Regions from separate parts of the Homo sapiens genome. Here region 2 is linked to region 1. Evidence: chromatin loops called from intact Hi-C (ENCODE). Cell type or tissue: GM12878. All regions are shown on one strand. Each heading gives the region's core, and the rest is flanking DNA. Links, peaks and the distances in the headings are about the cores only.

Evidence for each region. Peaks named below come from ENCODE experiments on the same cell type or tissue, not always from the same donor. Only the 100,000 strongest peaks of a DNase experiment are listed, where the experiment ranks them.
Region 2: a loop joins it to region 1, with 2.5 times the contacts of the local background. A loop is called at or near these places in 5 of 110 quality-filtered maps.

Annotation. Positions count from the first base shown.
Region 1 is chr6:96,605,640-96,622,815 of GRCh38, reverse strand. FHL5 (four and a half LIM domains 5) reads right to left here. Exons shown (of 6, transcript NM_001322466.2): 4 at 16,745-16,914; 5 at 12,058-12,244; 6 at 4,190-7,207. The coding sequence ends at 7,044. Among named protein-coding and RNA genes, the nearest start is that of FHL5, 51 kb to the right of the region's middle. In GM12878, for the core only: no CTCF peak of the experiment used is centred there; DNase peaks (open chromatin) are centred at 8,965 and 11,231; H3K27ac peaks cover 772 bases.
Region 2 is chr6:96,539,660-96,547,659 of GRCh38, reverse strand. UFL1 (UFM1 specific ligase 1) reads right to left here. Exons shown (of 19, transcript NM_015323.5): 11 at 7,005-7,125; 12 at 4,644-4,766. Among named protein-coding and RNA genes, the nearest start is that of FHL5, 19 kb to the left of the region's middle. In GM12878, for the core only: a CTCF peak has its summit at 4,770 (motif pointing left); no DNase peak of the experiment used is centred there.

The DNA.
Region 1 (17,176 bases), core at 4,920-12,919:
GTCAATGATTTTTAGTAATTTTATCAAGTGGTGCAATGATTACCATAAATTAGTTTGAGAATATTTTCATTCTTTCCAAAAAGTTTCCTCGTGGGCATTTGCAGTTAATTACAATTCATGACCCTAACCCCAGGAAACCACTAATCGACTTTGTCTCTGGAAATTTGCCTGTTCTGAGCATCTTGTATACATGGAATCATACAGTATGTGGCCTTTTTGTCTGACTTCTTTCACTTAGCGTAATATTTCCAAAGTTCATTCATGTTGTAGCATGTATCAATACTTCATTCCTTTTTATGGCTGCATCATATTATATTATATGGCTGTATCATACTTCTTTCATCTATTTATCAGTTGAATACTTGGATTGTTTCAAGTTTGGGCTATTATGAATAATGCTGCTATGAACATTTGTGTGGACATATATTTTCATTTCTCTTGGGCAGATATGAGTGAAATTTCTGGGTTTTATGGTAGTTTTATGTTTAGCTTTTTGAGAAACTATCAAACTGTTTTCCAAAATAGCTGTATCATTTTCTATCATTTTCATTACTGCCAGCAATATATGAAAGTTCCTGTCCCTCTACATCCGTAACAATACTTGTTACTGTCTGTCTTATTATAGCCATTCTAGTCTGTGTGAAATGGTATCTCATTGTGGTTTTAATTTGCATTTCCCTAATGACTACTTTTCATGTACCCAAGACTTGAATTCAAAAAGCTCTATTTGGATGATGCATTAACTATGATGAGGAACAGAGGACGATAAGTGGAATTTGGAGGAAGGATAATAAAGTTATTTTTAGGTGTGTGCATGACATTGGTTTGAGATGTCCAAAAGGCAATGAGAAACCTGGGTCTGGAACTCAGAAGAGAATTCAAGGCAGAAGATGTATATTTGGAACTCAGCTATCCAGAGAAAGCAATTGAAATCATGGAATTAGGTAAGTTCACCAACAGAGAAAATATAGAGCAAGGAGGTCAAGAATATTTAGGAATATTTGTTTTTAAGAAATTGATAGAGGATGGTGTGCCAGTGAATGGGGCAGAGATTTAGGAGACATAGGAGAGAATGGTGTCATGGATGCCACTGGCAGAAAGATTTTGAAGAAGCTTGAGGAAGCCAACGATAGCAAGTGCCTATCTCATAGCAGACAGAAAGTTGAAGAAGCAATCATGGACTTTTGTGGCTACATATTAGTTGGTGATGTCTAAGAGAGTAATTTCCATGGAGGGGAGAAGACTGATACTAACTGTAGTCCTTAAGCCCAAAATTTTATCAAACTTTTCCTTTTTTTGTGCATGTATTTTGCCTCTTGTAACTATCTTGTAGTTTTGGAAAGTTTCTATTACATAGGGAAAACAAAAGTTTTAAAATTTTAATTTTTTATTTTTTTTCAGAAATGTCAAAATTTTTATCACCACACTCTTTTTCTCCATTTTTCCTCTATCCATACTCCTTCATTCATTTCCTGTTTGAGAGGTTGGGTTGAAGCTCTCAAATAAACAGACTTATCAGTGATGCTACAGAGGCAAACAAGGGATAGGATGTCATTTTTTAAAGAAGGAATAAGCCTTAAGGATTCAGTGTGTGGAATTCCGTAAATATCAAACTTTTTGTTTTTGTGTGTAGCAGGAATAGCATTTAATGTCACTGTTTGAGTCACTGGATGAATGTCTGCTGAGCTCATTAATGTTCCTCATTTAGAGAACCCTTTATGGACATCCACTCCATAAGTTTGTTAACATTCGTGGGAAAATATTTGACCCAAATACTCTTTGCTCCTCGGTGACAGGGATCATAATTCTATCACAGCGAGCTGTTCCCTTTCTCAACCACAGTGATATAAAATCCAGTCATTTCAAATACGTGTAAACTCTGTTATTTCTTTTATAGACTCCAACTTTGAGTCTGAATCTCGTTTCTTTTCCCTCCTTTTTGATTTCCTCCATATTGAACTGAGTATCTAGTCTAAAGCTTATCAACCAGAAAAATTCAGAATGGTTATAATTATCATACAAAACTTCTCTAATTCTCTCTGGATGATACATTTTTGGGACCATCTAAGAAGGCACATGGATGACTTGAATGGATGGTCTCATTTCTAAATTCTTTTGAGATGGATGGTTCAAATGAAGCCTTGATGTCCTCTCTCCTCGATATCCTTTTTTAAATGTTGACATAACACAATACAGATTCAGTAAATTCTGAGAAGTCTTAAGGCCAAATCTATCCTGGTGATGTATTTTCCCAAGTCTTGACAGGTCTCCTTTACCTCTCCCTGAAAAGAGGACCTCAAAGTTCCCATACATTTTTTAATGATGATCCCATCTCAGTCAATCCTGCAATGTTTCTGGTAGGATAATGAAGATCTAAAGACTTAATACTCCTGGAAGAAGAGGTTTAGGATAAAGGTAATACCTAACAACTGTAATTTCTAGTGATATTCTGACTCTTTCATTGAAGAGACACTATTCCAAGACAAAAAGTTTATCTTTTGGGTCCCCACAAGATCAGTACTTTTCAAAACCATGTGATTTAAAAAGTGAACTAGAAATGTTTGATGAGGGTGTTCTTTCAAATAGTCTTTGTGGAACATCTTTGGTCGTTAAAAGAATTCAGCTTCCAAGATTAATTCTGGAGAGTAACTAAATGATACTAATAATGTGGATTAAAGTTTCATGAAGATTTGTGTACTAGACATAAATTTTGCTTTAGATAGAATAAATAAGGGTTTAAAGCCACCAAGAGTTTTAGCAATTCCTTACATATAGAAATAAGAAATTAGCAAAAGACTATCTGCATCAAAGCAGAAAAATTCAATTGAAGTGGGATTTTTTTCATGAAATATTTTCAGAGTCACAGAAATAATAATTAGAGGATATTTTTAGTTTAGAATATTTTCACCATTTTATTACTGTAAGAAAGAGCATAGCTATGGATCCCCTAATTTAACAGAAGAGAGATTCTGTTTGGGTCGGACAATTTTGTTTTTTTCCTATTAATGCCCTGAAATAATATCTGAATATATAGTTATAATTTGAATGTTGTAAAAACAGATGGGTAATAGAAGGTAAAAGTTATCATGTTTCTTTATGTAATCGAAGTAGAAACACTACAGAATTTATTCCACACCTATTCTGTTTACTAAACAGTTAATGTAAAAAATAAATCTTTAAAAATAATGTGAGTAATATAGACTATGTAAAATGTAAATTTATTCAGTATAAGAGACTTCTAAAAACCAATGTATAAAATTAGCAAAAACTGTATCATTATCATAATAAACATCTATCTATAGGTGCATTACAGACTATGTGCTTGATTAAATATATCTAAAACATACCGTAACAACTATTTTCTTTTTTTTTCTTTTTGTTTTGAGAGAGAGTCTTGCTCTGTCGCCCAGGCTGGAGTGCAGTGGCGCCATCTCGGCTCACTGCAAGCTCCGCGTCCCGGGTTCACGCCATTCTCCTGCCTCAGCCTCCCGAGTATCTGGGACTACAGGCGCCCGCCACCGTGCCCGGCTAATTTTTTGTATTTTTAGTAGAGACGGGGTTTCACCGTGTTAGCCAGGCTGGTCTAGATCTCCTGACCTCGTGATCCGCCCGCCTTGGCCTCCCAAAGTGCTGGGATTACAGGCGTGAGCCACCGTGCCCGGCTAAACAACCATTTTCTTATTTAAAACACAGACAATTAACAATATGCCAAGTAGATTAAAAGTTATTTTTTTCTTAAATTCAAAAATGGTATTGCTAACATGAAATGTGTTTTTGGATTGACTTTTCATTTGTGATATTAAATTTGGCAGTTTTTTTTAACCATTTGTGATTAGTGTTATGCATTTTTCATAATGGTAGGCCAATATTTTACTCTAATGAACAATCTAGTGTTTCTTTTTTTTAAGTTATAGCAACGATGTAAGCTTTGAAGCCTGGATTGTAACATAACCACATTTTACTTAACCAGTGGAGCTAGTTTGTCCCAATTTAACACTTTTATAATGCCAAGTTAAAATTGAACCCTTGGGCTTCCTAGTCATTATTATTGAAGCAGAAATACATTTTTGCTTCTTTTGTCATCTTTAATCCCCAACATGACAAAATAAAATATTTTGACTTGTTGACTTGCATACTCATCTTTGCCAACAAATGTAACTCGTGGCCTTCAATGCCTTCTTCCTCTTTCTTTTCACTTTTGTAGCCATTAACCAAACTTATTCCTTCAGTAAGAAACTTAATCCTTGGAACCTTGCTTTCTTTGGTTCTATTCCACAAAGGATCAAAAGCATAATTTTCCTCAAACACTACAATAATTATTTTCTTCCTTTACTTATGAACAGTTGGTAACTTTCTATGGCCGGTTATGTCACTTTTTATCCTAAGAGTTAATATTCTCCCTTCCTCTGACTCTTTCTCTTTTAGCAATCTTATTTTCTCCTGCTCTTCGGCAGTCTCTGCTACTTCCAAGCCATCTGGTTGTTATTGGCACATGGGATTTGCTTTTAACTTCTTTCCTGCCCATGCAGATGTCACCTTTGAATTACTGGGAGCCCACTGTTTCCTGAGTCAGTCCATTTCATCTTTGGATAAGTCCATTAAGGAGTTTTTCTCTTTGTTACATAAACCATATAAATCAACTATATAATTTTTACATTTATCTTTGTGTGTGTTACGCAAAGACCTAAGGAGGTCTTTTTCTTAGTTGTTTTGCATATGTGTGCTATGTCTACATATGTGGTGCTTTGTTTAACCTGCAGGCAAGGATCTTTGCATCAGGCACTTCTGCATTTCCATACCATGATCCATCCTCCTACAACTCCAGACCCACAACAGTATAAGCTCTAACTTTTGGCATAGTACATGTTTAATGGATGTTTGATGTGTAGGATACCTTCTAAATGCAGAACTATTTATATGTAAAAGTATATATATTTATACTTATGAAAGGATAATAAAATCTTTAGGAAATGATTCTGTGAATTTTAATTGTAAAGCTAGAATACAAGTCTGATCATGTGCATACTCACTGCCCCCACACAGTAAAATGCCTAAACATTTCCAATTGTTTAACTAAGAAAACATTACATGTTGTATATGTATCTATAATTGGTTAACAGAGAAGATGTTACATGTTATATATCTATCTAAACCTAAGTGGCTTGGTTTTCTCTATGTGTAATGTGCTATTATTTTCTATATCATAGATTTAGTTCTACCTGTGAAATTTCATATAATGCAGAAAAAATATTGATAGTTTTGCCTGTATTTTTCAATGTGAATATGAAAAAATACCTTGGCATTGTTAATCCAAAAATACATTTATAGTTTTCAAATAGTCTATCTAGCAGAACACTTATTAGTATCTCTAAATTATTAACATCGCTGAATATTCTTGCATTTTAAACTATTTCAAAAATTATTTCCATAACAATTTTAATTGAATCTCCTGTGATGCTATTTTGGTAATTGTAATCAGCAGTATCTTACAATTAGATTTTAATCAAAACCTTTAATGCTATAATGTGTAATCTGAGAGAAGACAGTTATATATCTATGTGGGCTTCTTCTCCTGACCTCCCTCTACTCCATCCAAGAGATGCTATAACCAATGTGAAAACAGATCATGGAGAGCAGAGGTTGCTTTCCATTTGTCCCAAGTAATGTGGAAAATATCCAGGGGTAGCAAGATAGGGTCATGATCAGTTAAAGTCTGGTATAAAGATAAACCTGGTGATGGACTTCTCACTAAGGCTCTTTACTTCCTGTGTGATCAATAAACACTGACTGACTTATAGGACAGTTGCTTAGGGTTAGGAGTGCACCTCCTGGTTATGCAGGAGATTGAAACTGGGGGCACAACTGGCTTGGGGTAAGGGGGGTGTGGCACAGGTGTGGGGGAAGAGTGGGGAGGGCTCGCCTACAGCCCACATTACTCTATTGTGCTGCTTTGCAGGTTCTGAATTATCAGCAGTGAATTATTCTTTTTCAGCTTTTATTATTACTAGATTTCTTTAAAGCCCACTTTTATGTCTGCCCATTAATCATTTATGTAATTTTAGAAGGCAATAATGCATGAGGCACAGAGCTAATTATGCATTCTATTATGTCGTTAGATATCTGGATGAAAGTCATGTTCCAAGACTCAATCCCTTCCCTAAAACTCATTTCCACAAGTGAAGATTTAATGATCTATTTATTTTAAAGGTTTGCCTTTGGGGACAAAGATTATCCTGGTTAGCTCCACTTGAAAGAATAGACTTTTATTTCATGGAATCTGTAAGCGTTTAGAAAAATCACTGTGGACTTTGAAAATATATTTAATACAAAACGTGTTGAAACCCATGCTTTGGCTATCCCTAGGTAGAAATGATCCTCTTTATACCTATGCAGATTATGAGAGCCATAATGTCCTCAGTTCTCATATTCCATTGAGTAAACACAGAACTAGCAAGCTGTGGAAGCAGTGTGTATGAGGGCAAATTGTAGCTTTGTTTTTTAATTCTACAGTCAGTATGTGTGAAAAAAAGGATGATTTTTAAATGATAACAATTCTTAAATGTGATAATTGCTAATGAATTTACTCTGATCAGTTTTGTTCTTTTACCATTCATAGCTAATTTATCACATTACATATAACCAGGAATGCAAACACTAGCCTCATGTATACCTCTCAGTTTGATCTCTTAGTTTTTCTTTTACTCTTCAGGTATGAAAAACCTCATTCTTCAGTAATTACATCCACAGCTCCTAGGTATATGTCATATATTTGATTATGAAGAGATATTTTCCTCTGCTTCTAACAGCAGAGTGCAGTATTTTGCAAGGAGAGTTGTCTTTGTGATTTAGCATATATTCATTTCTGTTCTACTGTGCTTTTTGTGTGCTTAGAATATAGTTCGATCAAAATGTGTGCAAAAACTTTTCCACTCTAAACTACATGAATATTTTCTAAAACTTAAGTCAAAAATAAGACCGCAACTGAGTTCTGGCTTTAGTGACAACGAAGGCAAAATGGATTTTAGGTGGGCAAGGACTGTCTCCTAGATGTCAGTGTCCATTCCGGAGCCACATTTTTGGCAGAAGATTTCCTTGTTCTGGGTCAGGAAGCCTTTACCCACCAAGGAGACAGAGCATTTCCCGCAGTTAAAGCATTCGCTATGCCACTGGCTGTCTTGAAAGCAGATAAACTTGGCACCTGTGAGACCTGTAAAGGAATTGGAGAAAAAGATTAATCTATCCTTTCAAGGAACAGATTGAGCATTCTAGCAGATGCTCCTCTAGGAACTGGAGATAGAGCTATGAGCAAAACAACGCAGAGGCAAATAACCCAAAAAAGAATGCTGCTTCCTGGCCCTGTGTCCATCTGGAACTATCCACTGTAGGAAAGTTACACCTATGCCACCCAACCAGATTCACAGCCAAATTCTGCCATAATCAACAGAAGAAGGCAGAATGCTAATATGCAAGTCAGGTATTTTTGGAAACAGATAAGGTTGTCTAAGCCAGATAAGACAATACAGTGTAGCATAGTGGAAAGAAGGTATAGGTTGTGAAGTCAGAGATATCTAAGTATGAATACATTTCCCCTTTTTCTCTATATGACTTTAAGTTTTCTTAGCTGCAAAATGAAGATAAAAGGAAATAAATGTATGCTTCCTAGTTTGATGTCCAATGTTGTAATGAGTTTTAGTTTTCTTCTTTCCCCTCATTTTTCTGTGCTTAGTTGTACTTAGAATATGTCCTGGGGTTATACGGTTTGGGACACTATTTCTAGAAAGCATAACCAAATAGAGGATTTTGTCTAATCATTCAGCCATCCTAACGTGATGGCCTTATTACCTTGCTCAGAGCCAGCTTCAGCTTTTGTTGAATCTGGCCAATGAAGCCACGTTATCACGTGATTGGTTTCTAAGAGCTTTGTCAGCCTCCTCCACTTTAACTTGGGCCTCACTTGAACCATACTGTTTCTTTAAAAAGTAGTCGAATTTGAATCTTCGGTGAGGGTCTGATCTCTGTCTCCTTAATGTGATTCCAGGGTATAGTTCAAGAAATTGATTTTGAGAAGTTACATTAAAGGAGAAAATGTTAGGGTTTGGGAAGAGGTTGAGATGCCCTAGGCTTGGGTCTTTATTTATTTCATGTTTTCTCCCAGTAATCTTAGTGCTATTATTTGCTTATCATCCATGGAGTGAGGCTAAAAGAGTTATGTAATTCATATGTAATTTCCAAATACTCCATTTGGAATGGTGAAGTGAAAGGGTGAATAGCATTCTATTTCAGATACATTCTTCTTAAATAGGATAATGAACTTTTGTTTCCATCCTAACAAACTTATTTGATGTCTTCATATATAATTTAGTAGTTCATACAGAAAATTGCATCAAATTTCTCTACTTTCCTTGATTAAATTTATAGCTTGCTTATCTATGATGCTATCAACATTACTTCCTAATAAATGTAAATTAATTATGTACTACTTAATTCCCTTAATGTTATTCAAAACATTAATAAGCTGACTGCAAGAGTAATGTTCTGTATATACATAAATTATGCTGTTCATAAAACTAATTATTACATGTCTAGCATTTTGATGCTCATGAGTTTTTCTTAATTTTATTAGTAAGCCTTGTACAAGTGGCAAATATAAAAGCAATTCTTCCGGAATTTTACAAATAAGAAAAAGTAGAAGCATCTGGCAACTTTAAGAAAGGGCTGAACCAACATGTGAGATGTATGTAAACTGTTCCAAAAGGAATATGTTTACTCCCTTAGGTCATGAGGGTTGTTTGCAGTAAGAAAGCCATTCATGAAGCAGGTCTTTGACACCTGTGTTATCTGGTTTCATAGGTTTCTGACAAGTCAGTAGAATAAGAGCTGGCATTTGTTGAGTGCTTGACTGTGTGCCAATTACTATTCTAAGTCCTTTATGTGTGTTACCGTATACAGCCCTCACCTTACCTTCATGGGGTCAGATATTAGCATCAGCCCCACTTTGCAGACAAAAACTGAGAAGTGAGAAGTTTAACCGCTTGCCCCAGGTCACCCAGCTAGTAAGCAGCAGATCTAAGATTTAAGCACAGGCCAGGGCCATCTGTCTTTAGAGTCTCTGCTTTTAACCTCATGAAACTAAGTTTGAGTTTATCTTTGGTAAAGAATATGATCAGGAACATCAGCATCACTCTCTGAAGAAGCCACAACATTTGAAATTCCTTTTCCTTGAAATAAACAGAGATGGAAGAAAGCCAACCTGCTCAACTGCTTGTTTTATAAATAAGGCAAATGAAGGCCCCCCACCCCTGAGGTGAGTTAGTCACCCATGGTGACACAGCAGTGGGGGCAGGGAGGACCAAGTCTTTTGCTCCTCAGTCCAGAGCACCTTTCACTGCATCAAGCAGCTTCATTTATCCCTGATAGTTTAAGAGGTTAATCCTATCTCAAAGGAGGAGAAAATATGGTAGCTATATCTGGAGTTTGTTCAAATGAAGCAGTTCAATGTGATGGGTTTTAAAAATTACACTTGGTGATTTATGGGTAGATTTCTCAGAGCTTTTTAAAAAAATAATTGATTAATCTTAATTGACAAATAAAAATTGTACATATATTATATAACATGTTTTTGTATATGTATGCATTGTGGAATGGCTAAATCAAGGCAATTAACATATCTATTACCTTATCATATGCTTTTTTGTGTGTGTGGTGAGAACATTTAAAAATCTATTCTCTTAGCAATTTTCAAGTATATAATACATAGTTGTTAACTATAGTCACTATGTTGTACAATAGATCTTGAAATTATTTCCCCTGTTTAACTGAAATTGTGTATCCTTTGACCAAGAATACCTAGCTTTTAAAGTGACATAATAATCAGATTAATGCCAATTTTCCGAAGACGTGTGACAATATCAGAATTCCCAATGGTACATCAGTTCAAATAGCTCAATTTTAAAGAAGCAGTACTTCAGGGCCTATAGATATTTAACAATTAGATGAAGAAATAGTAAAGTGAGTTGTAAGTTTTTGCAGGCATTTCAGCCTCTGGTGTCTCAATCACAAAGTTAAAAAAAAGATTAAGATAGTTATTAGACATTTCCTGTGGACTGATGAGTCTAAATTAAATATATAATATTTAGATTACTTTTGGGTAAAATTTAGATTACTTTTGGGTCAGATTATTTACTTTTGATCATCCTCATGTTTTTGTGCAGAACAACGTTGTTTTTCCATCTCAACTTTAAAAAGCTGGGCCCAGTGATTGATCTGGAACAATCTATGAAAAAAATCACTTAGGCACATGAATCTGTGATATACCAGAATTGAAACTCAAGTTCAGGGCTTGTGTAGGCTTTTTGCAGATCAGTATTAGCCATCTGGATCTCCAGAGAATTTTGAAACTTATTTTGAGTTGTTAATTTCCTTATTTTCTCATTGAAGTCCCCTTTTTTTTTCTGTCCCAATTCAAGATAAGTGTTGTTATAAAATAAATGGACTGTGATTGCAGATTTTACTTGGGAGATTCTGGAGCTCCAGGTATTGTTGGATATCTGAAAGTCCCATTTTCTAACTAAAATCAGTGGAGATCTCTTGGCTATAGGAATTGTCAAATTTGTAGAAGGCAGGAGAGCAGGGTAATTAAAAGCATGGACCCTGGAGCCGAGTGGTGTGGGATTGCTAAGGCAAGTTCTTGCAAGGGCCAGGGAGGTGATCTAGCTGAGTGATGCAGACAGGGTGCAAGGGACAGAGAGGGCATGCCCCATGCAATTGGACAGCCACGAGTTCCATATGATGGTGACCCTGCTGGGGAATGTGGAGGCAGTCTGCTCACCCAATGGCAGGCTCTTCCTCTACTTTTAGCTGCAGAGATGGATTTTACATTAGTTATTTCCAAACATGTTCAGGCCAAACATCAACAGCCTGCTTGCCAGATGTAGCCCGTGAGCCAGTGTGAGATCCTGACACAGATGGTGCTCCATATAGACAAATAAGACCATGCTGTTTTTTTCTGGTGACACCCTCCCTCCCTTTGCAAGTCAGTGAAAGCCTGCCAAGGTGGGGTTTGCTGTGAAACTTTTTCTTTTGGTTGGAAAGTGCATGAAGACTCAACTTTTATTTTGCCACATATTTGAAGATGAAGAAGGAGGAAAGGGATAAAATGATCTTTAATTCTATGGTATATGAACAACTAAAAATTGAAATATGTTCTAAGAATACTAGGAATAGAAAGTAGATATACAGTTCTGACACATTATTAAGTGATTATAAATTGCCAGAAAGAATAGCTGCTGAGTTTCTCAAGTGTCATGCTAGTTTCAGTTCCTTTATTATAGGATTAGCATTTTAAAAGTGTCTCTGAGGAAAAGATGTATTTCTTTTTACCTTGAAAACCTCTTTAACATGGATTGATTTATCATTATGTTATTTTCAAATCATGTCACATTTTTTTTTCAGTAAAATGCTATCTTGTTTTCTTTCATCTACTCATAAACACACTTCATAATTGCAAGTGAATAGAGAAAAGAGAGTAATACATTTGTTAGAAGCATCTTAAAATGAAGTTTAATTAATTACTGACCTATGCTACCTTAATTATTACAGCTTCAGATGTTCTATACAATAGTGGAATTTAATTAAAACCTTCCTAACTAAAGGATGCTTGGTCCTATTTTAGAATTAAGCAGGATTTTGATTTATTAGTACTCTTCTCCTCCCACTCAAAACTTAATGAGGCTGCAAGCAGATCTCCTCGTGAAGGCCTGCACTAACCTCTCAGCTCATCCTGTTCTCCTCCTTCCTTGAATGTTAGAGTCAGTACCATTAGGTTTAGTATGTAGTTACCTTCACAGAGTATAGTCACCCAAATTATACTCTTGTACTTTCCTTGAGGAATCCATGTAATATTTATACTCATATATATGCACCCACTTGTGTTTATCTCAAAAGGAAATATAAAGGAAAGCTTCCCATTTTTTAATTGCTTTTCCTAAATTAACTAGATAGTGTTTCATAAAGTCATAACTGTCTCATGGCATGATCATATTGAACTGAAGAACTCACCACTAATGGGTTTGGAACAGGCTACACACTTGTTGGCATAAAGATGGTTGTAGCAGTCCACGCAGAATGGATAGTCGTCTCTGGACATGAACTGTTCTTCACAGAGATCTTTCCTACAGCCACTACACAGAAAACACTCTTTATGCCATAGCTGGTCACAAAATGTTATCCCACCTGAAGTTATCACCTGCCAAAGACCACAGAAAAGGCAATGACCATGGGAGCCATTACAATTCAGATCATTTCATGATTCTTTTGAGATCCTAGTATCTCTGGGGAGAAAAGGAAGCAAAAAGAAAAAAAAAAGATCATTTCATGTCTTCTATGCCACAACTGGTGCTTTTGGCTACTCTATTTTCACCTTATGTTAGGATGTTCTTTTCCTCAAAAAGTCATTAAAAATTAATAATATGAGAAGCCAAAGGCTATAGGAATTAATTAGAAGTAGAAAGAAATGGAAATTATTGTATATTTTTCTCCTACAATGAAATAGAACAGAGGCAGGGCCATATTGGACTCAGGAAGATGGGGGAGAAAAACCACACAGGTTCTTTTTTCACTTCCTCATACTTCTCTGAATTTTCTTAATTTTGGTTTTTAAAGATCTGCCGTTAGAGCTATTTTCTATACTATGTTCTTATAACTACCTGTCTAACTTTAGGGATGCTTAAAAGAATTCTTCTTTTTCCTGAATGCTTTACACCAGGTCCAAGAATATCCAACAGCAGTAATTCTGAATGGAATTGGTAAGCACCATTATTTGCTAATAACAACTACCATTTCTTAAGTGTTTTTTCAGTCCTTACCACCGTGCTAAGGATGATCTCTTCTGAATATTCTCAACACCTCTACATACTACAGACTATTATCTTTCCCTCTTTTCAGATGAGCAACTAGTGAGGGTTACAGTCATTAAGTTACTTGCCATGGCCATAGTGAGCTAGGATTCAAACCTGCATGGTCTGATTCCACAGCCTGTGTGCATCACCATCAGTGCCATACTGAGTCAAGGTTACCTTACACAGATAAGCAGTTGAAAATCCTTGTTGAATGAATGAATAAATGCCAAAGGAAAAAATAGTTGGAAAGCAATTCCAATATTGTATCTAGCAGTGGGGTGCTGTGGGAATTAGAACTCAATGGAATAAGCCCTGGTTGTACATTGAGCCTTAAGGTGTGATGTGCAGTGTTTTGCCTGAGATGTAATTAGTTCTGCATAAGATAATATTTTCTTTCTAAACCAATTTAATCCATGAATTCTACTTTTTAAAAGGCTGAGAAATCTTTAGTTAGAATCAGATGGATAAATCTTGGGCATTTTTTCTCATGTAACTATTTTTAAGCCACATCACCTTTTGAATTCACAGCTAATGAGCTCTTAGAATTGCTGTAGATACTGGAATGTGTTTTTGTAAGTGTTTTATAATGACTGAAGCAATGGGGTATCTGAGGTGGTTCCTATAACCTTTGTATCAAATTAACTAGGTAGTAAAAACTTAGAGCCTATTTTAAGCCGCCTCGTTGTTTACGAACTCAAAAATGTTATTTGTCTGTTACATAGACTTGTGAAAAAATTATTCTAAAGGTATTTTTAATCTTATAACAAATATCTTAGAAATTAAAGATATTTGATATGAAAGATATTTTCCTAGAGGGAAAAAAGCATACTATTCTGAATAAGTAAATGGGAAGCATAATGTTGTGATGGAAGTAAAGCAATTTAAAATACCTCCTACTGACTTCCAATGCCTTACAGCAGACACAGCAGAATTCATGATTCCTTTGATTTGTTTGGTCTGATGATTAGCAGGCAATGCTTAAAAGATCTGAAACTTGAAAAATGTATTCACAGCAAAATAAAACTTGATATATACACCAAAGACTGTTTAATTAGAGAGAAGAAATTCTGGAACATCAAAAATAGTTTGCTTGTGATTATATTCCTTTTGAAGAGGTAGGAAGGTAAGATAAAGTCTAATATCTAAGCTTGGTTTTCACCACTGATTGATCTCAGGATTTAGAACAAGTTTGTTCTGTGAAAAAGTGGGGGCAATAATGATTTTGCACTCATTATGTGACAGATGAAAAATCGAAGAAGACGTTTAACTCCTTTTGAACCTTGAGGAGTTTGAATTTGAAGCACTTGTAGTTTAAAATCATTTGCTTTCTGGCAGAAAATAAATCTTAGTTTAACAAAATAAAATCTATGGATTTTAAAGCTTAAAAGTTCTAACAGCCTGGTTGTCAAGTAGTTTTTCCTTTTTTTAAGAAAATATTTGGTCTTTGGTTTGGGTTGAAAAAAATTGTTTAGATTGGATCATCTTGATCAAAAACAAATCTAGCTTTTTAGAAAAGGACTTGTGGTTTTAAAAACTAAATAAAAAATAATCTGGCATGTCATAATCTGTCTACTACCCAATATAAATATTTTGTAAATTTTTGATGACTTCAAATCATATCCTAAATATAGTTACAGGCTCCAATAACCTGGGAAACATCAGCACTTGGCCCAGACAGTGCTCAGCATGGATGTACTAAAGAAGTTTCACTCTTGAATTGTTATAGCATTGAAAGAGTCTTCATTATTGTGTCTGATAAATGATTTTAGGATAATTCTCACAAATATCATTACTGTTTTAGTCTGTCTTTAAGAAATGCAGCCTAAAATTGGCCAACTCAGTTGTCTCTCAAAACAGTGAGATAAACCTATTCATTTTATTTCCAGCAAGATTTTATTTTCTTTAGTTTTTAAGTTTTGTATATTTTTTAGAGATAGGATCTCATTGTCACCCAGGCTGGAGTACAGTGGCTCAATCATAGCTCACTGCAGCCTTGAATTTCTGGGCCCAAGTGATCCTCCTGCCTCAGCCACCCAAGTAGCTGGGACTACAGGCACGTGTCACCATACTTGGCTAATTTTTAAACTTTTTTTTTTTTTTATACAGACAGGGTGTCACTATGTTGCCCAGGCTGGTCTTGAACTCCTGGCCTCAGGCAATCTTCCCACCTTGGCTTTCCAAAGTGTTGGGATTACAGACGTGAGCCACCATGCCCAGCTCCAGCATGTTTTTAAATGCCGTCATTGACCCTGGTAATTCTTTGGAGCTTCATATGTCATATGGCTTGATTGCTGCTTGTAAAGTCACCTTCTAAGCCAGTGTTTTGGTAGAGTAATGAAGGTCTCAGTCATAAGATTATTTTATGTCATGTGATCAATTGTAATTCTCAGCCATCAACATAGTGTAATTTAATAATGATAACTTAGCATAGTGTATTGCTGCCTCTTTAAATGCAGTAGTGGTATTGGTTATGTATGTTAAACAGTTAACTGCGTGTGTGTGTGTGTGTGTGTATGTGCATGTGTGTTCACATATGTGTGCATAGAAAGTGGTAGTGTGACTTCCAGCTGTCCAGATATACAAATGGGCTTAAGAGTTCTGCCAAAGTAACCCACAGATAAAAAATACTTTGAAACCACTATACTAATCCAATGTATTTTCATGATTCAGCTTTCTCATGACAATTTATGGTGTCATTTTAAACTTATGATGCCTCGCAGGTCAAGGATTTCTTTGAGAACCTCCATATATATTTTATGGAATGCAGACAGGCTTCATCAAGGTGTTAGAGCTACTTTTTCACATAAAAGCTTAGAGGATAAAAAAAGAATTGGATGAAGTTTACTTCAAAAATATTACTTTTTTTTTCTCTTAGAAAATGTTTTTTTTGAGTGGGAAGCCAAGTCAGAAGGCCCTACATGATCCTGGAACTGGAGTGAAGGAACTTGCTGCTCTTAGTCTTCTTTCTGTCTTTTGTCTACTGAACTTCCCCCATGATCTTGGCACTCTCTTGAGCCGATTGCCCTACTCATAGGAAATACAAAAGCTTCAAGTCAAGAAGACATTTGCATTGCTGAGAAAGAATGTGAGAAGTTAAACATCCTGTTTAACTTGGTTCCCTTAGTCACTTTGTGAGGCAAATCCATATTTCTCTGAAACAGTTAATACTGAATAGATCAAACATTATTTTTTAAGAAACATCTGTATTCAAAGAGAGACCTGTGCTTTCTCCCAGAATACGTGAGATCTTGTATAAAAGCAGTGAATGGGCCGAGTGTGGTGGCTCATGCCTGTAATCCCAGTACTTTGGAAGGCCAAGGCAGGTGGATCACCTGAGGTCAGGAGTTCGAGACCAGACTAGCCAACATGGTGAAACCCTGTCTCTACTAAAAATACAAAAATTAGCTGGACACAGTGGCACGCACCTGTAATCCCAGCTACTTGGAAGGCTGAGACATGAGAATCTCTTGAACCTGGAAGGCAGAGGTTGCAGTGAGCCGAGATTGTACCACTGCACTCCAGCCTGGGTGACAGAGCGAGATTCCATCCCAAAAAAATAAAACAACAACAACAACAAAAAACAGTGAAATGAACTGGAATACCAAATCACTTGAGCTGTTTGGAATATTAAATTCTTGTTGTGGCTGGAATTTTATGGTTAATAAAAAAAAAAAAGATGGTCATGCTCATCGTGACAACTAGTGGTTTGGACATGTTGAAAGTCCAAACTACCATGGGTGTGTTGATTACAGATATAACATAATAGTATCAGTTCATTCTAAATATATGATACAGCTAAAAAGAAATAGTCTGAGTTTCCACAAGCTTCACCCTCTTTAGAAAATTACCTTCTTACAAAAGTTGCAGTAGTGAGCAAACTCCTTCTCAAAACATGGCACACAATAATTGCCACTCTCTTTGGAGATCAAAGGCTTTGTCCCTATAGGTTGTCGGCAATTCTCACACACAAAACAGGTTTCATGCCAGTAGTTTCCCTTAAATTCCATTTTGCGGGAACCTGTACTCCAAAAGTAAGGCCATGTTAGTATAAGTCAAGCATAATTTTATTTTTTAAGCAAATACAGATCAAATTACTTAAAAACGTTTTAAGTTAAGATGATAAATGAATTGTCCTTTTAGAAAAATAGTATTTTTTCAGGTTCAAAAAAACCCATTCATCTGGAGAAAAAAAAATGGTTAATAAAGTTTAGCCATGATGATGGAGAATCACTCTTAGACTGAAAACTTTTTCAAGCTCTGCATAACCTATAATCTGGAGA
Region 2 (8,000 bases), core at 1-8,000, 70 kb after region 1:
AAGGACATCATTTTATTGTTTTTAATGGCTACATTGTATTCCATGGTATACACCACATTTTCTTAATCCAGTCAATCATTGGTGGACACTTAGGCTGGTTCTATGACTTTGCTATCGTGAATAATGCCTCAAAGAACATAAGAGTATATGTGTCTTTTCAATATAATAATTTCATTTCCTTTGGGTAGAAACCCAGCAGTGGGATTGCTGGGTCAAATAGTAGTTCTAATTTTAGTTCTTTGAGAAATCTCCATACTGTTTTCCATAGAGGTTGAACTAATTTACATTCTCTCCAACTGTGTATAACCATTCCCTTTTCCCCACATCAACACTAACATCTGTTGTTTTTTGACTTTTTAGTAATAGCCATTCTGACTGGTGTATGATGATATATTGTGGTTTTAGTTTGCATTTCTCTGATTAGTGATGTTGAACATTTATTCATGTGTTCGTTGGCTGCTTGTATTTCTTCTTTTGAGAAGTATCTGTTCATATCCTTTGCTCAGTTTTCAATGGGGCTTCTTCTTGTTGAGTTCTTCGTAGACTCTAGATATTAGTCCTTTGTCAGAAGCATAATTCGCATATATTTTCTCCCATTCTGAAGGCTATTTACTCTGTTGTAATTATTTATTTTGCTGTGCAGAAACTTTTTAGTTTAATTAAGTCCTATGTGTCAATTTTTGGTTTTGGTGCATTTGCTTTTGGGATTTTTATCATAAATTCTTTGCCTAGGCCAATGTCCAGAAGATTTTTTCCTAGGTTTTCTTCTAGGATTTTTACAGTTTCATGTCTTACATTCTAAATATTTACTCCACCTAAAGTTGATTTTTGTGTATGACGAGATAGGATACAGTTTCGTTCTTCCCAGAACCATTTATTGAATAGGGTGTCCTTTCCCCATTGTTTATTTTTGTCGACCCTGTCCAAGATCAGTTGGTTGTAGATATGTGGCTTTATTTCTGGGTTGTGTATTCTGTTCCAATGATCTATGTGTCCATTTTTCTAGCAGTACCATGTTGTTTTGGTTACTATAGCCTTGTAGTATAATTTGAAGTCAGACAATATGATGCCTCCATATTTGTTCTTTTTGCTTAGGATACTTTGGCTATTCAGGCTCTCTTTTGGTTCCATATCAACTTTAGGAGTGTATTTTTCTAATTCTGTGAAAAATGATGTTTGTTTTTGATAAAGATTGCACTGAATCTGTAGACTGCTCTGGGGAGTATGGTCATTTTAACAATATTGATTCTTCTAATCCATGAGCCTGGGGTGTCTTTCTATTTGTTTGTGTCATCTACGATTTCTTTCATCAGTGTTTTGTAGTTACCTTTGTAGAGATCTTCTATTTCTTTGGTAAAATGTATTCCTAGTTTTTTTTTTTTTTGTAGCTATTAAAAATAAGACTGAGTTCTTGATTTGGTTCTCAGCTTGAAAGACACTGATGTATAGAAATGCTACTAATTTTTGTATACTCATTTTGTATCCTGATATTTTACTGAAGTCATTTATCAAGACCAGGAGTCTTTGGAGGAGTCTTTATGGCTTTCTAGGTATATGATCGTGTCATCAGAGAACAGAGATAATCTGACTTCCTCTTTTCCAATATGGATGCTTTTATTTCTTTCTTTTGCCTGACTGCTCTGGCTAGGATTTCTAGTACTACGTTGAATAGGAGTGGTGAGAGTAGACATCCTTTGCCTTGTTCCAGTTCTTAATGGCTCTATCAATTTTTCTCCACTCAGTATGATGCTGTTGTGGGTTTGTCGTTAAGTAGCTCTTATTATTTTGAGGTATGTTCCTTTGATGCCTAGTTTTCTGAAGATTTTTATCATGAAGTGGTAAAATTTCTTATGTGATCATTTTCTAACTTCATTTAAAACTGATTATTTTCTATAAGTCAATCAGAAAATAATAAAGAGTTTTCCCCTTTGTTAAACCTGGATGATACAAATAGCTGGAAATCAAAACAAGTATTTCAAAACAAATTTTTAAGGAAAGAATAATTTATCTTTGTTGAACAAGGAATACCGGGCAGTTTTTCCTCCTTTATAAAAATATAAATTTATTAGAAATTAAATAATCCTTATAATCTAAATAAGATCTTTGGAAAGTCTTTATAATCATGTGAATCACAATTCAAATAATTGTTTAAGCTAAAATGTATCTTTTGGAAAAGGCATAGATTAAAAAAAAATCTCAGAATTCTATAATTTATTTTTGCTCTCACAAAAATAAGTCTATAGTCAGGAAAGTTTGTATGCAGCTACTGTAATGAAAATAATAGCTAACTGTGCAAATGTCATGCCTACCCATTTACTTAGGAAAGCATGGGTTGTAGACAAAAAAAGCTAACAATATTTCCATTAGAAATTGTAAAGGTATAAAAGTGATTATTTCTAGCTTAATTAAGTTATTGATTCTATAAGCAAAAACTTTACAAATAAAAATAAAATGGCTCAAAAATCAATTTTCACTATAAATAAAAATCTAAGGAGTTGACATGCTAGCTTTAGAGTAGACAGACAGTACTATTATCTTCTGGGATCTGCTGTCCATTCCTAATGTTCACATTAAATGATCTATGATTTCCCTGTTTACTTCCTTTATGCATTTTCAAAGTTATTAAATTATATTTTCTTCTAGTAATCTTTCATACTGAGTTGATCCTATATTTTAGCTGAGAACCCAATTTCATCCTCTATTTCAGAGATTACAACATAAATTTTTTTTCAAAAGCATTGAAATTATATTTTTAAAGGTAGAATGGTTTTACTACTTTTATAGCTCCTTTCAATAATAATCTATTCACAAAAGGAATATCACATGCCTCATTTAACCATTATTTAAGATTACAGATATTAGAGAAGTGTTTTCTTGTAATGCCTCTTCACCCACATGCCTAGTACACCTGGGCAACAGGAAAATCCATTTACCAGTGAAAAATTAAAATTCACAATGGATAGTCTTAATCCTATTTGAAATAAGGATAAAGCTAGTAGTTCCTATAAAGATACTTTTCCTTTAATTAACGTTGTTTTACATACATGAAGAACAGTAGTTATTTCTACCTATCTCAGAATACTTTAAAGACAAATCTTAAACAACTGTGCTATTACAAATAGCAAGTAGAACATTAATAGCTGCAGGCACATCACTTGATATCTACATCTTCCAGCTATAGCCCGTATGTAATGAATTCTGTGAAAGAGGAAAAATATAAATCTCAATCTATTATCATTTAAAGTTTTTTTTTTTAATTTTCATTTTGCTGGGGATAAGGAAGAGGGCAGTATCATGGTTTCATTAAGTTTACCTTTTTTAAACAGAAAAATTAAAAATATCATAATTTTAATTAGAAAAACAAAAGATGTCTCTTGTAGACTTTCTTGGCCAAGCACTAGCAAGTCTAGGAAAAGAAAGATGCATATAATTAATGCTCTCTCTTAGATATAAGCAACCAACCAGTTAGGTGTTACTATGAAAGTAAAATGTACATAAAATTAATGTTTCCTATTTAAATTTGCAAGTCTACTTTTCAAAAATATCCTAATACTTGTTTTGCATGGCAGTGGAAGACCATAAAAATGATCATGGTAAGGTGAAACCATGCAAAGCTTTCTTAATAATCAATAGGAAAAATTACAATTGTTCTGTGGCCTTTAAAAATTTTTGGTAAACATTAAAAGCTTTTACTGTTGGTTATAAATGTATAGGAAAATGAAAAATAAAACTAATGTTTATAATTTAATATGCTGTATTTTTAACACATTAGAACATGGAGAATGAAAGTGTTTTATTTCTGTGTAAAATACTTATCAGGAATAGTCTGAACAGTGCTTGCTTTCTTCTTATTATCAATTAACTTGCAGTATGGACCAAGTACCTTTCCTATGCCTTATAAATTGTCATACCACTTTCTAACTCTGAATCAGCTTCCAATGTTTTATCCCTTGCCTTTTCAATGTCTTGGAATATCTCCAAGAATTGTGAAGTTTTTCCCCACTTTACATCCTCTAAGATGTTTTCATCCTTTTTGTCATAACCACTTTCCTCATTTTCTTGAGCAATGGCAGTGTCAACATTCCCACAGTCAGCCATTCCCTCTATAACTCCATTTATGCTTGATTCCAATTTTATTTTCAGTGTTATCACTTTTCATTTCTTTGCTACGCTTTTATCTTTGTTGGCCAATTCTCTTTTTGATTATCCATTTCTGTAAAATATCATAGCGTTTATCACTGGGAGACAATTAGGCAATACAGCTACATGCTTTGTTGTTTGTGCATAAGGAATAACCAATGTGCAGTGACCAATCATTGACAAACTATACAATAAGTGGTGTGATTGTCACAGATCATGATATGCATCTGTTATTTATGTACTGATTTGTGGACTGAAGAGCTACTTTATACTATACTCAGTTAATATACCGAAGTATCTTTGTATCTAATATTTAAGATAAACAGTGTTGTTACTGGACTGATAACATTTAACTAAAGTGTGGTAACTGAAATTTGTGTCACTGAAACACTGCAAAATAAGGACTTCCTGTATTAGCATATATACCTAATTATATACATCTTAAGAAAATATGTTACAAATATCACACATACACCAAGGAAAAGTAAAGAAAAGCTACCTACCAGTGTGGGATGATTGAGATTCATCATCACTATCATCATCTTTTCTTCCTTTCTTCTTGACTTTTTTAATTTTGTACTCTCTGGCATTGCCCCCACCTCCTCCTCTCATGCTTCCACTGCCCTCTGGTGGGAAAATGACATTAGTTAGCATTACCTAACTAAATCATCATTTTTATAAAATAATGACACTATATTGTTGTATTTAACTTTACAGCAGAAAAAATAAAGGCAAAATAAAGAAACTTTTAGACTCTTTTTAAATTTGGAGTTCCCTATTAAAAGTTTAGTAAATCCAATACATAAAAAATTAATAATAAAATATGAAATCTTTTGAGCAATCTACCTTAGATAGCCTGACTGCTCTAAATGCATTCTCTTTCTCCTTCTCTAACGTCACCTCTTTCCTGTAACTCTCAATATTTTCTTAACAAAAATCCATTCCTTCACCTCCTCTTCTACCTTCCCCAAAAGAAATGTGTCCTCCTTTGCTCATCTGTGTTACCACAGCCTCATCAATAACCTTCTATTATAAGACTTCACAAATTTAATTATTCTTATTTTGCCTTCTTTGTTGAAAGATTATTACCTGTTTTTAGAGGAGATATCCTGACTCATCTGCTACTCAAACAGATTATAAACTTCTGAAGAGCAAGGATCATTGTGTCATTAATGTATATATTCTTTACAGAAATGCGTGAAACATAACACGTGCTTCATAAATGTTGACCATGAATATTAATTGGTTAAGTATAAAAGTATTATTACCTATTGACTATAGACTTAAAAAAACAAATTATGAAACAAATGCAAACACTGTAAATAAAAATAAAAAATACTACTTCAGCATTTCCCTGCTCTTTGATATTGACATGTAAAATATCTACTCTACAAAATGGAATACTGATAACGGGTTTAAACCATTGAACATATTACAACTATATTATATTACTTCAAAATAAGTAAAAGATTAGTCTTTTTAATAAAATAAAGTGATTACTAAAGATCTTTTTCTAAATTCTAAATAGATTTGCCTTAGATTTCATCACATCCTAGATTTAAACTTCTATTATTTTTCCCTTTCTTTTATAATAAAAAAATTCTATTTTCAAAAATATAAGTCTAAAGTGAACATGCTTTTTATATTTGACAATAAGTTTCCTATGGGGGGGAACATTCATGATTGACATGATTCCACACACTGTAATTAAACAATTATAATACAATAGCATTATCACTGAAAATAAAACACCAAATGACCCTTAACTTTTAATAAGAAATAAAATATTAAATAGACTAGTTATACTGACATAAGTCATCAATTGAGTAAGGCAAATTTATAACTATATCTTCAAATATATGATAAAATATCCATAGCTATGAATATTACTGTGATTTAAGTAATTTATTAATTTTCCTGGAAGAATAGAGAAATTTCATAATGCCATTGAAAAGTTTTAAGAAAAAGATTCTGGAAGAGGAAATAAACTATCTCAAAGAATTAGAAGTGTATTTATTAATGAAAAATGTTGAATATTGAATTTCTTCAGTTCCGATAAAGCACTAACAGCACTGTTCCTACTATAAAAACTATGGAAATACATGTTACTTTTCCATTGCAAATTACAAGCATATCAGTGATACCTAGAATAATTTCTAGTGACTTTAGATTAGAAAAAGAAATGTAAAAATATGTCCTTCAGAAATTTTTTCATTTAATTAGTATGTTTATAGGACACCTAAAATATATCAAGTGGTGCTTTGGGTATGTAGCAAGAGTACAACAATAAATGAGATCAACACAGTTCCCAAACAATAAAACACATCATGGTGATAAAGTGATGCAAATAAACTGACAAAATGAGGTGGCAGAGAGTGACTGTGGCTACTATTCCGAAGGGTTAGGAGGCCTCTCTAAGGAAGTGGCATTTAAAGTCGAGCTCTGAATGAAAAGAATACACCAGTTACTTACAGTCTGGGAGAGGGCATTCCAGGTAAAAGGAACAGTTGGTGTAAAAGCTTTGAGGTGAATATGACCCTGGCAAGTTTAGGAATCAAAACAAAACAAAACAAAACAAAAAAGGGCTACTGGGCTGGAACATAGACAGAGGATGGGGAAAAACAAGAGATGAGCATGATGATAAAATAAAGTTTTCACAAAAGAAAACAGAAAACATAATCACCAATATTTCCATTTTATTATATAAAACTTAACACATTAGCAAAATATTTGGTTGATATTAGCTGTTTAAAGGTAAATCAATAAAACAAAGGGCCTTTCAAAGGGCATAATAAATGTGATAAATGCAAAGTTCACTGCAACAAATACAAAACTTTGAATATTCCTTGTTAACAATTTATTACCTGTTGCTTTCCTTCTTCGCTCATCTTTTTTATCCTTTTTACTTGTACTAACGCTTTCTAAAGTGGAGATTTGTTTCAGATCTTCTTCAGTGATTAAATGCACAGGATTATTTTTCATTTCCTAAAATAAAACATGCTTTTTTTGGTAGGAAAAACACATAGCATTTCCAAAAGCATAAAAGTTGTTTATATACTCACTAATTATTCTTGTTTGGTTTTGTTGCTTAGAACTATAGAGCTTTGTTTCAGAGCTGTCACTCTAAGGCAAATGTTTCTCCTTGCCCAAAATAGGTCTCTTCTCTTGCTGCTCTTGACCTTTTTTGTACCCATTATTAACTAATGAGAAATCCTATCTTGTCACTTCACAACTGATTACACAGCTGCAATCAGATGCAATCCTCTCCAGCTGTTACTGGCTGGTTTTACCACAGCTTAATTGATGCCCCATGCTCCTTCGCTTTTTGAGACTCCCAATTCCAATGCCACCTGGATATTTGAGATTATTAAAGATAATGAACCCTCCATCCCCTACCCCACACAAATTACCATATGTGAGTTGCATACTAAGTCATATAATCTTTTTTTCCCCCCTCTGGATTCATTCTTGATAATTTCTGCTTTGAAAAAGTTTATGATAACAACGATGAAGTATTTCCAAGTTCGGATACTGGTTCTTTCTGATGGCATAAGGTCCTATAATCTCTAGTGACAAAAGTATATATTTATGATAAAAGTAATATTATTTCCTTTTTGTTTTTCTAAAGAAAAATGCTTAAAATATTGACAGTTCACATGACAGAATCACCTTTTTCCAAATTTATTTTTGTGGTTAGAGGGAGAAGCCCAAGGAAAGAAGAAAAGTGATAACCATGTTAAATTTTTACTTGAGTAAAAAATCCCAAATAAAAGTAAGAGTCATTTACTAACTGCTAGTTAACATGGAACAAACATTTTACATATATCCCTTATTTATATTTATTCTTTCCATAGTAGGTA